Linked DNA regions of Homo sapiens: region 1 is linked to region 2. The links are chromatin loops, found by intact Hi-C in ENCODE. Cell type or tissue: GM12878. All regions are shown on one strand. Links, peaks and the distances in the headings refer to the core of each region. The heading gives the core; the rest is flanking DNA. Region 1 overlaps RORA (RAR related orphan receptor A). Region 2 overlaps RORA (RAR related orphan receptor A).

Region 1 (5,383 bases), core at 103-5,102, 85 kb after region 2:
CTTGGTTTAGCTATGTCCTGTCTCATTTTCACAAAACCTCTTCTAATGAGATGAGTTTTAGTGTTTCTGTGTCTATTAAGGTAAGAGGTGAAGAAATAGAAAATCCACTTTTTGTAACTTTGCACTTCTTGGGACTAATGCTTCCAGTACTGGGTTCTAGATGTTAATTAACAGGCCATTATTAAGAAAAAAAGCTTTTATACCATTTGACAAAAAAAAAAAAAAAAGAAAAGAAAATACAGTTAAATAAGGACAAGAAAAAAATCACCTATAACCCCATCACCTTAAGCTATCCACTGTTAACAAGCCTTAAAAAGAAAACAAAATTATTTGGCACACACCTTGTAGAACCCCACCAGGACTGTCGTAATTCAGGCCTTCTCTCATTTTTTATTTTGTGACAGTTTCTGGCAATTTTCTACAGATAGATGGGTTGATATCTTTACTCGTGCCCTAGAAGAGAGAGGATCTTTTTAACATTAAATGTCTCAATCTCCTCACTGGAAATTTTCTTTACTTAAGATGAACCAAAAGGTACCTAATTCTTCTTTATATTACTGTTTCTACAAATGTCAAGAAAGTCCTTTCTGATTTTCTGTGTCATAGCATGAACCCCACCCTTTATAGACACAAGAGCTAACACTGCATCGTTTTCACCTAAGACCTAAAACTTTAAAGGCAAAGATTCTCTTTCTCCAATAATTTTAGACAGCCTTCTGGTATGTCATCTTGGCCACCTTTTAAGTTGAAAGAAATAAGAATAGTTAAAAGAACTTTAGAAAAAAAAGAAAGAAAAAAAGAAAGAAAAGGACTAGGGATGGAGAAACTACTGATAAATGAATAGGCAAAGAGATCAGTAAAGTGCTGAAAGAAAACCCCAAAACATAATCTCGCATATGTAAAAAGAATCTTGCATATGTGTCAATAGAATACATATATAAGCTGTGGGGAAAAAGTAATAAATTGTGCATGATGATTTTTAGCTTATCAGAGAAAAATAAATTTTTTTCACGCCGTATAACAAATCCTAGATAAATTCAAGAAATATTTTTGAAAAATTAATTAAATAACGAGAATGTATTTCTGCATATTTATCTAGATACAGGCAGATTTTCTCTACTTTACAGTAATAGAAGAAATTACAGAATACAAAGTTCAATACATTGAAATATAGAGAAAAATAAAATTTTTGTATGTCAAAAAAGATCATAAACAATCAGCAAAAAGGACAAAAAGCAAACTGATAAGAAGATGTATTTTTTCAAATATTAAGGCACAAAATAAATAACCTTAATATATAATGTGTTTCATTAGTCTGTAAACAATTTTCAGCCTTACCAGTAAATACAAAGTATCAGAGGCCTAACAAGATAGCATGATTTTTAAATGACATTAATCAATTCAGTCAGTTTCAGAAAGACATTAATATACTGTGAATATAAATTGATACAGCTTTCTTGGCGATAGGTACTAAAGTCTTGAAAATGATGATACTCTTTGATTTGGTAATCCTACTTCCAGTAGATTATTCTAAGGAAATAATTTAAAAAGTAAAGATTAATGCACACAAAAACCATGTTTATTTAATACTATTTATAATGGCTAAAATTCTAAACACTCTGAATGTCCTTTATTAGGAAAATTATTAATAAATTATAATATAGTCATATGATGGCAAATTATACTGCCATTAAAATAATATTTAAAGAATTAATAAACACATGAGAAAATATTTTTGATTGAATAAAAAGTAGTATGTGAAATTCTGTGCACAGAATGATTTTAGTTGTGAAGATTTTTAAAAGCATACGAAAAAATAGAGAAAATACTGGCAAGAACCCTCCCTGGATGGTAGTGGTGGTTGCATTTGGCTAATAAGATAATATGATGCGGTGATATTTTGTAGGCTTCTTTTAACTTCTTTCTAAGTTTCAAATTTTCTACCAGGTATATATGTATTATTTTTAGAACCTTTTAAAAAATAAGAAAAATCAAACTACAAAAACAAAAAAGAGCCAATGGTAGGCATCCTTTTCCTTCAGAAATCTATGTCTTGTACTGGTTAGTAGGGATAATCAGATACTTCTAAGCCAAGAGTGGTACTATTACCTACTTTTATTCAAGTTCACTCCAGAGGGCAGATTGCTAGATGATTTTGGGGGGCGGGGATTCGCTATTAAAAGTAATTGCAAAAACCACAATTACTTTTGCATCAACCTAATACTTTCTCTTCTTGCCCTTTCTCAGGTTTTAGTTTCCTCTTCTCTTTTATTCCTTCCTCCCACATTTGATGCAAGTAAAAGCCAGGGGAATGTAAGCATCACATCCCTACCTCTTTCTAGGAATAGAAAGATGGGATTGTTTTCACCTGTCTTCCAAGCCTGGGTGGACAGACAGTAGATGAAGAACATCGGTTTCTTGTTCAGGAAAGGGAAGAAGTGGTTTCTGTGGGACATGGGTGAGCTTCTTTAGCTCTCATTCTTGTAGAACTAAGGTTTCTAGATACACACAGAACATTCTTCCTCAAGGAGTTCATTTGAGAATCACACAGAGAGACTATTTAACCTGAAGAGAGCTTTCGGCATTTTAAAAATGGCAAGTCTTACAGACTCCATAACCACTACCACTGCTACCACCACAACCACAGAGAGAGCCAGATCTGAAAATACAGGAACTGATCTGAAAATATAGGAACTGAAAATTCAGTCAGTCAAATTTGGAGTTGATTTGGGCAGAGGATAGGAGATGAACAGGCTGAGGATGTTTCTCCAGCCAAGACAAGAGTGCAGCATTTTTTTTAGTTGAAATTAAAAAGAAAATGCAGAGTGTACTTTGTCCCACTCATTTACCCTAACGATCTTCAGCGTGTCTCTGTTTCTAAGGAAGTGGAGGGCCCAAGTCTCTGATTCATTTCCGGAATGCCACATAGCACCCTTGGATGAAAGCTCCTCTATCCAAGACGACTTTGGAAACGCCTTTTAAAGTGTTCTTTCCCTTTACATCTTGGAGTTCCATTTTGATGGCAGAAAGTATATTTTAATCAATAGAGTCAAATGCAGTTAACATCTGAGTACACAGATTTTGAATATGTCTGGCAAGAAACACCTTAATAAAGATGACAACTTGACAACCTCCTACAATTTATTACATAATTAATTGTGGCTATTTTTTAAATATCTAGAACCCAGGAACCAGGAAACTCCAGCTTTTAAAATCAAATTATCTTTGCATTTAGTTCTCCCCCTTTCTCCCTTCTCCACATCAAAAAAATCTAATTTATTCCAAAACACAGAATTCAGCAATACACTACCATCACCCTAAGGTTTAACATTCTTCCTACTAAGAATAAGTTAAAACAGCACATTATCCTCAAATTTGGAGGTTAGGAAGAGAAATATATGGGAAGATATAACAGCTATCCTTAAATTGCAATTTGAGGGCCACCGTCATTTGCATTCTGCTTGCCCTGAGGCGGCACATCGATGTGCAGAGTCATGGTGGCGGCAGCCTGGCCTGGGTGACAGAAACCATTAAAGGGAAGCAGAGGGGCAGGCCGTGCTCCGTGGGTTTCATTAGCTTACTTCTTGTGTAGGAGGCAAAAGGTATCTGCAGGGCTCTGGGCTTGCTAACCAAACCGTTAATCGCTTAGAAACAGCAAGAAGTTCACTAGTGAGATGTTTATCACATACCTGGAACACGAGTTGACTTTCTGTGAGACATCATTCTGGAATGAAAGCCAAAATCTCTCTGCTATTCAGTTGAGGCTGAAAAAACAATCACATCAGAATTAGTAAGGCAAAAGACAAAGAGAGAGAAATGAAAACAAGCCAGTATTCAATGGGGCTAGGGGGAAAATTACCTGGGCTTCAGGAATTACAGGAGAGTTGGGGTTTTGAGAAGGTAAAAAAGTGGGCCAGGTGCGGTGGCTCAAGCTTGTAATCCCAGCACTTTGGAACGCCAAGGCAGGTGGATCACGAGCTCAAGAGATTGAGACCAGCCTGGCCAACATGGTGAAACCCTGTCTCTACTAAAAACACAAAAATTAGCCGGGCGTGGTGGCGGGCGCCTGTAGTCCCAGCTACTCCAGAGGCTGAGGCAGGAGAATCGCTTGAACCCGGGAGGGGGAGGTTGCAGTGAGCCGAGATTGTGTCTCAGTGCTCCAGCCTGGCAACAGAGCGAGACTCTGGCTCAAAAAAAAGAAAAAAAAAAAAAAAGTGGTAGCACTGCTTCTCTCAGAAAGACAAATGTCTGGAATACACAAGTGGCACTGAATGTCTCAGGTCACTGAGAGAGGCTGGACAGAGGACTGTGGGAAAGTGCAAGTACTAGGTGACTTTAAAGGACATCCCAAAAGTCCAGGTTGAAGTGATTTTTAATGAGAATGTGCATGCTGTGTATCTTTTTTACGTATTCTAAAAGTAATAGACAATTACAATTATTTTAAAACTCCATCATTACAGAAAAACATAATATTAAAAAGACCCCACCCAGAGATTATCACTGTGAAAAGCTGGGGGTATTCTTCATATTTCTAAAGAATATACTAACATATATTTTAGTCTGTACATGTATATTTAATTCTTTGCTTCAACAAGCCGTTGAAAAGGATACTCAGTTTGTAACTTCACAGCCATGTGAAGAAGAAAAGAATATTTAGGGATCATTGGTACATAATACCTTGCATCTCTCTGCAGCATATGAAATTGAGTTTCAACCCTATTTAAAGAAGGATTTCCCTGGTAAAAATACCTTTATATACATTTCTCAGGTTGGAGGAAGATAAAAGAAACTACATATGATATTTGGGCTGGGCAGTTTATTTTCATCATGGTTCCTTTTAATTACTCAGCAATTTCAGGCAATCATCCACTTTCACACCATAGTTTTCCCTTGTATACAATGGGAAGAGGGATAGAAAATCTGAACTTGGGGACTTGGTCTCTGAGCACTGCTACCAACTACACCTGCCTTTTGGCAAATACCCAACTCTTCTCAGCTGAGGTCACACATTCTGCCAGCTCTCAGGAACCAGGAGGCTCAATTACCTGTATTTTCAAAGACCTCTGAACTCTCTTAGGAAGGGGGCTATTTAAGTTCAGCGTCACATTATCCAGTTCCTGAAGCATTCATTTTATAGAGATAGGGAAGAAAAGTTCAGAGATTGAGCTGTGCTCCAAAGGAAGTTTGGAAAAACGTTTTCTATATATTATAAGTTAAAGAAATGCTTTGTGGTTTGAGAAAAATCACACTATGCTTCCACACAAATAATATACATCTCAGAAATAAAATGCTTAAATTAAATATTAATTTAAGATCATCAGAATTCGAACTGGCACACGTTCACCTTCTCCTTCCTTTACTGCAAGGTGCTCTGTGGTTATCT
Region 2 (5,383 bases), core at 98-5,097:
TATTTTTATAATTATTGAAAATAAGTGAAGTTCAACTGTCTGCACACCCTTGAAAATCTCAGCAGCCTAAGGACAGATCATCCAGAGAGCTGGGGTTTCTTGCAAGCTAGTTTTTTTCTATCTTTGCAGAGATCTGGTAAGAAGTTAAACTCAAGGGTCAGTGGCAACATGCTCACCTGCAGGATTACTTTGGCTGCCTGACTCACTGCACCCTGACCACTTCTCTGGGAAATAGACTTGGTGTTTGTGAGACGTGGAGAGGGAAGGATGAGAAATGGGAAGGAGGGTCTTCACATCTTGTGTTAGAAATGTTCATCAGAATGACAGGGTCTCCACTGGCCAAGGTTGTGGTCCTCCTTTCCAGTATTTTTCTTGGATGACTACAGGACAAGACTGGCCAGGAATAAGCAGAGTCCAGCCTTGTTTGTGAGATCTGGCACGGAGCACAGATCAGGGCAACAAGAAAGCAAGTCCAGGGAAGTCAGCTGAACCAGAGAAGAGCAGGTGGACATGATGTCCTTAGGTGGGACTCTTGATTGTTCTGAAAGACAGCTTTCTGCTGGTGTCAGCAGCCTGTTGCATGTGGGTGATCCACGTCCCTCAGGGGCTAATCAGAGCCAGAGGAAGGTCAGAGAGCTGCACGTAAGTCCTCTACACAAATAAGGCAGAACAGAAACACTCTGTTTATTTGTACATATGTAAAGATAAAAGTTCTAAGAAATAGTGCAGTGAGTGATGGGGGAAGGGTGCTGCTATTTTAGCTGCACCTTAATTTGTGGGGTTATCTTTGTGATTTTATTTCCTCTTCAGTTTCACTCACTGGAACACAAGCTCAGTTCTTTAATGACATATAGAGAATTTTATGTACTTATGTGAATGATGTACCATATGTTGACAACACATGGAAGTCTTCTTGAAATTCAGAACATAAGAAAATAAATAACAAACTGAAAGGGAAGAGAATGGAGTTAAGGGAGAAAAGGGCAGGAATCAATAATGATAATGTGAACTGATGTTATTTCTTTGATAGGTTTTCAGTAGAAAAGGTATTGGTATAGTTTCAGTAATTGTGATCATTTAGACTCTGGCTGGGCTAAATCTGTGACAAAATGATTTGCTAAGCAAATGAATACAGGCATAGTTTGTTTAAACAATTGATGTGTTTCTAAAGGGTTGGTTGCACGCCGTCTAGGGCGAGTCCTTGAGTAAAATGAGTCACCATCCAGTAAGGAATGGCCCTGAAAGAGACAGACTTGGTCTGAGGAGCAGGCACCTCTTACTAGAGATGACCCTCTGCAGAAATAATCTTTGCTCAAATTGCAAAGTGTTTTACTTTTTGTTTTCATAAAGAAGACTGAGCCCTGATTTTATCTGTTTTAGAAAAGCTCCATATATAAATGTTTCCTATATCTGGTTTGTGCAAAATAGCCTTGTGTATTGAAGGTGTAAATAAGTTTTCCAGCCATTATTTTTTCTTACTAGAAGAGAAACTTGTTTACTAGCAGTTAAGAAATAGCTATTTACCAAGTTCTTTGAGGGTACCCAGGTCTGCCTGCCCCACGGCACTTCATACTGTGAATTCCACATAGCAGTACTCAACAAATCTGGTCTGTATGAGTAAATAAATATATACTTAAATAATGTGCATGAGAAAACATAAATAAGAATATTATTGTAATGGAAGCCCAGCCTTGGTCTCCTCAGGGAGGTGCTTGGCTATTGTGGTTTCAATTTCCTCTTATCTATTTGTGACTTAGAACATACACTAGGCAAATTTATTTGTCTAGCTCTTGAGACCATGTGTAAAATAACAAAACTGTTTTCTGATCACTCTGATTTTTTGTTAATTTGGACTGCTCTCCCCGCCCGGCAATTGGTGCAGCTTAATGAGGTCATTTTTGTGGATCCACCGATCTCTCTGCGAGATGTTTAGTCAAAGAACCCACGGCCTCTGTTTCTCTCTTCTGCCCCTGACTCATTCCATGACCTTTAAAACGAAGGCATCGTTACCCCAGGAAAGGAGGTTGTATTGATTGCACTTGAGAACTGAGGTTTCTGTGTTTCTCTGTTTGTTTGATTGATGGTGGATGATGCAGGGAAAACAGTGTGCGGGGAGACTCTCAGGTGTGGGGGCAGGAAGTAGTAAGTTCGAGAGTACCACAAAGTTCTCCAGGCTGAACCGAGAGCTGGCTGGGGGTTTTGGTTACATTGTGCTTGAAAGCCCTAGGAAGCCCCCAGTCGAAATATGGCAAATTCAAATGCAAGGAAAGCTGAAGAAGTCATACCCACAAACTCTGGGAAATTACAGCCGCCCGTTATTAGTCATTCTTACGGGCAATAGAGAGTGTTGTTTTAAAAAATTCAAATCTGGTGCTATGAACAAAGACCTGTTCTTTCCTGGACCAGATAATCACTGCCAGGATCGATTCGAGAAATTAATAGGAGGCCTTGTCCTGTGCTGCCGGCAACTTTGTTTCTTGTCAAGTGCAGCCCTGCACACAGGTGTCCCTAAGTTCCTGGGGAACCATCAGCACCCAGAATACCACAACACGTCCTTATTTACACACAAATACTGAGTTCCTGAGGCAAGAGGGAAGGGCGTGACCATGAATGGAAGTAGCCACCAATGAGGATGGTTAAATGTACCCTTGATAAAAGGTGACTGGGTTCGTTCCAGTATTTTTATTGGACAGTCTGGGTTTTTCAATGGTTAACTTAGATTATGTTAGCTATCGTCTGCCTCTTTCTGCTCGCATTAAACTTTACAACCCAAATAGGACTCTCGCATGCCGTCTTGCCGTCAGGGCGAGGACTACATCTTGTGGGGTGAATGGAGGCATCAGGCTAGCTCCCGTATCACAGCCCATGTATTCAGGTGTGTTAGGCCTTAAGGGACTCAAGAGACCTTCATGGGTGTGAGATGCTGATCCTATGTCACAGAAGAAGCACCTAGGGCAGGTCATGGCCTAGTGTTTACAGTAACACACAGCAGTATGAGAAACTCGATTTTAGGCTCCTGCTTCCTGTTTAGTGCTTCTTCCGTCTTCAAAATGCCGCCTCTTTCTATTTTATGACAAAGACTGGAAAAGGAACAATAAAGGCTGGGAGGTGGGGCTTTGTAGACTTGAAATACCTCTCTAGCCAGGTGGTATATTTTGCATTGCTGAAAGGCAACACTGCAATGTAGCTACGCCCCGTATATTTAGAGCAAGCTAGCTTCTTCTGAAGCACACAACATGTTTACCTGTGAACCTCCACCCCCATCCCAAAATCAATTTTTCCGGTACCCAAGCACCTCCACCAACCCTTGAAGTAGGAGTCTGCAAGGTGAATTTCCTAACAAGCTGACTTTTCAAAGGTTTTTCAGCTCTCAAAAACATGAAAGCTGTGTTTAAAAATTTAAGGGTCTGATATGTACCAGTTCTGTGGAGCAGCAGCAGGACGTAGCTTTTTGCAGTGCCATGATTCCCCAAACCCCAACTCTTTAAATTAAGATGTTTATGACAGCTGCTTGTGCTTAAAGGAATGCACATAAGATTGGCCATTAATTACTGCTCTCGGGTTTTTGCACCTATTCTCTGCATTTCACGGCAAGAGTCAGTATTGTTGTGTAAACTATTTTTAGTGCTTTTTAAGAAACCCTATATTTTGTGGTTTTGGATTTTTAATCTTTTATTGTGAAAATTTCCAAAAATACTCAAGTTGAGAGAAAGTGCAGTGCTCCAGTGAACCCATCATTCAGCTTCAATGACCATCAACATTTTACCATCGTTGTTTCACTTACCCCTCCTGCTAACACACACACACACATTTTTTTATTTTGCCGAAGTATTTTAATGAAAATCTCAGACATCATGTCATCTCAACACTAAATACTTCACTGTATATATTTTTAAATATGTTTATATAACTATAATGCCATGATCAAACCAAAAGAAAATTAATAATTCTTTAATGTTATATAATATTGAGTCCATATTCAAATTTACAGTTGATTTGATCAAGTAAAGACCCAAACAGTTTTCATCAGGCCTTTTGCATCTTTAACTAGAAATGCCACACACACACACACCCCCCCCACACACACACACAAAGCTGATTGATTATCTTTTTAAAGAGCTCAAGGCCAGTCCTTGAACTCTGACCTCTACACCTCACTTTCAGAACGGCACGGGAGCCTGTACTAACCAGAAACTTTGCCTAGGTAGTAATACAGAGCTCTGTGTCAATTGTGGAAATCCTTCACCTTTTAGAATTATTTTCTTGTGGTAAATATTTGTACAATTCCTTTTGATTTTCATCAGTGAAAGGCACAGGGTCTTGATGTGCCTTTGAGAGATCCTTTTCCACATATTAATGACTTCCTCATCTGCTTCCTGCCAAGTTTTGTACTTTGGGTTAGAAAGAGGTCAAGACATGGATGGTTAGATGAATTCCTTGTTACCCGAGCTTTGTGTATTAATTTCTCACTACTCCACTCTGGCTCTAGTTAGTCTTTTAAAGTCAGTTTGCAACATGGTGACAATTTTGACAGGAAAGTCAAATTTAGCTAACAACCGTTATTCAATCGAATGTGATTAAACCACAGACGGATACCTTTCATTCATTTAGCCAGAAAACCTTCTTATAGAGTGTTTTTTCTATTCAATTTGTAAATCTAACGTTTTTTCATTTACCGGACTCATTTTTAAAAGTGAGGAGTGACCATTTTCTAAGTGAATGTCTTTAACTCTCTGCTGTCACCTTCACTTTGAATTCCCCAACAAGAAAACCACCTTTAGAATGTTGGCAGGTGTGGTGTTTGCTTCTGAATGCAGCATCAGGGATGAGATGGGAAACTTGAGCATTCTAGCACGATCCTTCTACCAGTAACTGATGAACTTAGAAGAATAAAAACTCTGCCCAGTGATGTCCAGACCATCATTTCTTTTGCCTATATGTTGAACTAATTTTATTATGCCAACTGTACCATAGTGACATAACTTTGCTGTTACGAAGGTCCTATCCGTAGAACACCAAATCTTAGAATGAAAATGCAATGTGCCTGTAATCCCAGTGCGAGGCCAAGGTGGGTGGATCACTTGAGGTCGGGAGTTCGAGACTAGCCTGGCCAACATGGTGAAACCCTGTCTCTACTAAAAATACAAAAATTAGCTGGCATGGTGCTGCATGCCTGTAATTCCAGCTACTCAGGAGGCTGAGGCAGGACAATCGCTTGAACCCTGAGGGTGGAGGTTGCAGTGAGCAGAGTTCACATCTTTGCATTCCAGCCTGGGTGACAGAACAAGACAATGTCTCAAAAAAAAAAAAAAAAAAAAAGAGAAAAAGAAAAAAGAAAGAAGAAGATGTGACCTTATTAATCAATTATCCAGAGTTTTTCTAC

The links. Hi-C counts contacts between places; a loop is a spot of excess contacts. Peaks named below come from ENCODE experiments on the same cell type or tissue, not always from the same donor. Only the 100,000 strongest peaks of a DNase experiment are listed, where the experiment ranks them.
Region 1: it touches region 2 in a loop (10-fold over the local background); 1 of 110 quality-filtered maps calls a loop at or near these places.

What each region holds. Positions count from the first base shown.
Region 1 is chr15:60,633,231-60,638,613 of GRCh38, reverse strand. The region is part of intron 2 of RORA (RAR related orphan receptor A); the gene reads left to right. It overlaps LOC105370846 (a long non-coding RNA gene), which reads right to left. Exons shown (of 5, transcript XR_007064663.1): 2 at 3,690-3,764; 3 at 342-453. Among named protein-coding and RNA genes, the nearest start is that of RORA-AS2, 46 kb to the left of the region's middle. RefSeq lists enhancers at 3,686-3,735, 2,951-3,764. In GM12878, for the core only: no CTCF peak of the experiment used is centred there; DNase peaks (open chromatin) are centred at 2,653 and 3,590; H3K27ac peaks cover 1,476 bases.
Region 2 is chr15:60,717,733-60,723,115 of GRCh38, reverse strand. All of the region lies in intron 1 of RORA (RAR related orphan receptor A), which reads left to right. Among named protein-coding and RNA genes, the nearest start is that of RORA-AS2, 39 kb to the right of the region's middle. RefSeq lists enhancers at 1,757-1,866, 1,897-1,986, 2,457-2,506, 2,547-2,596. In GM12878, for the core only: no CTCF peak of the experiment used is centred there; a DNase peak (open chromatin) is centred at 2,075; H3K4me3 peaks cover 1,436 bases; H3K27ac peaks cover 2,240 bases.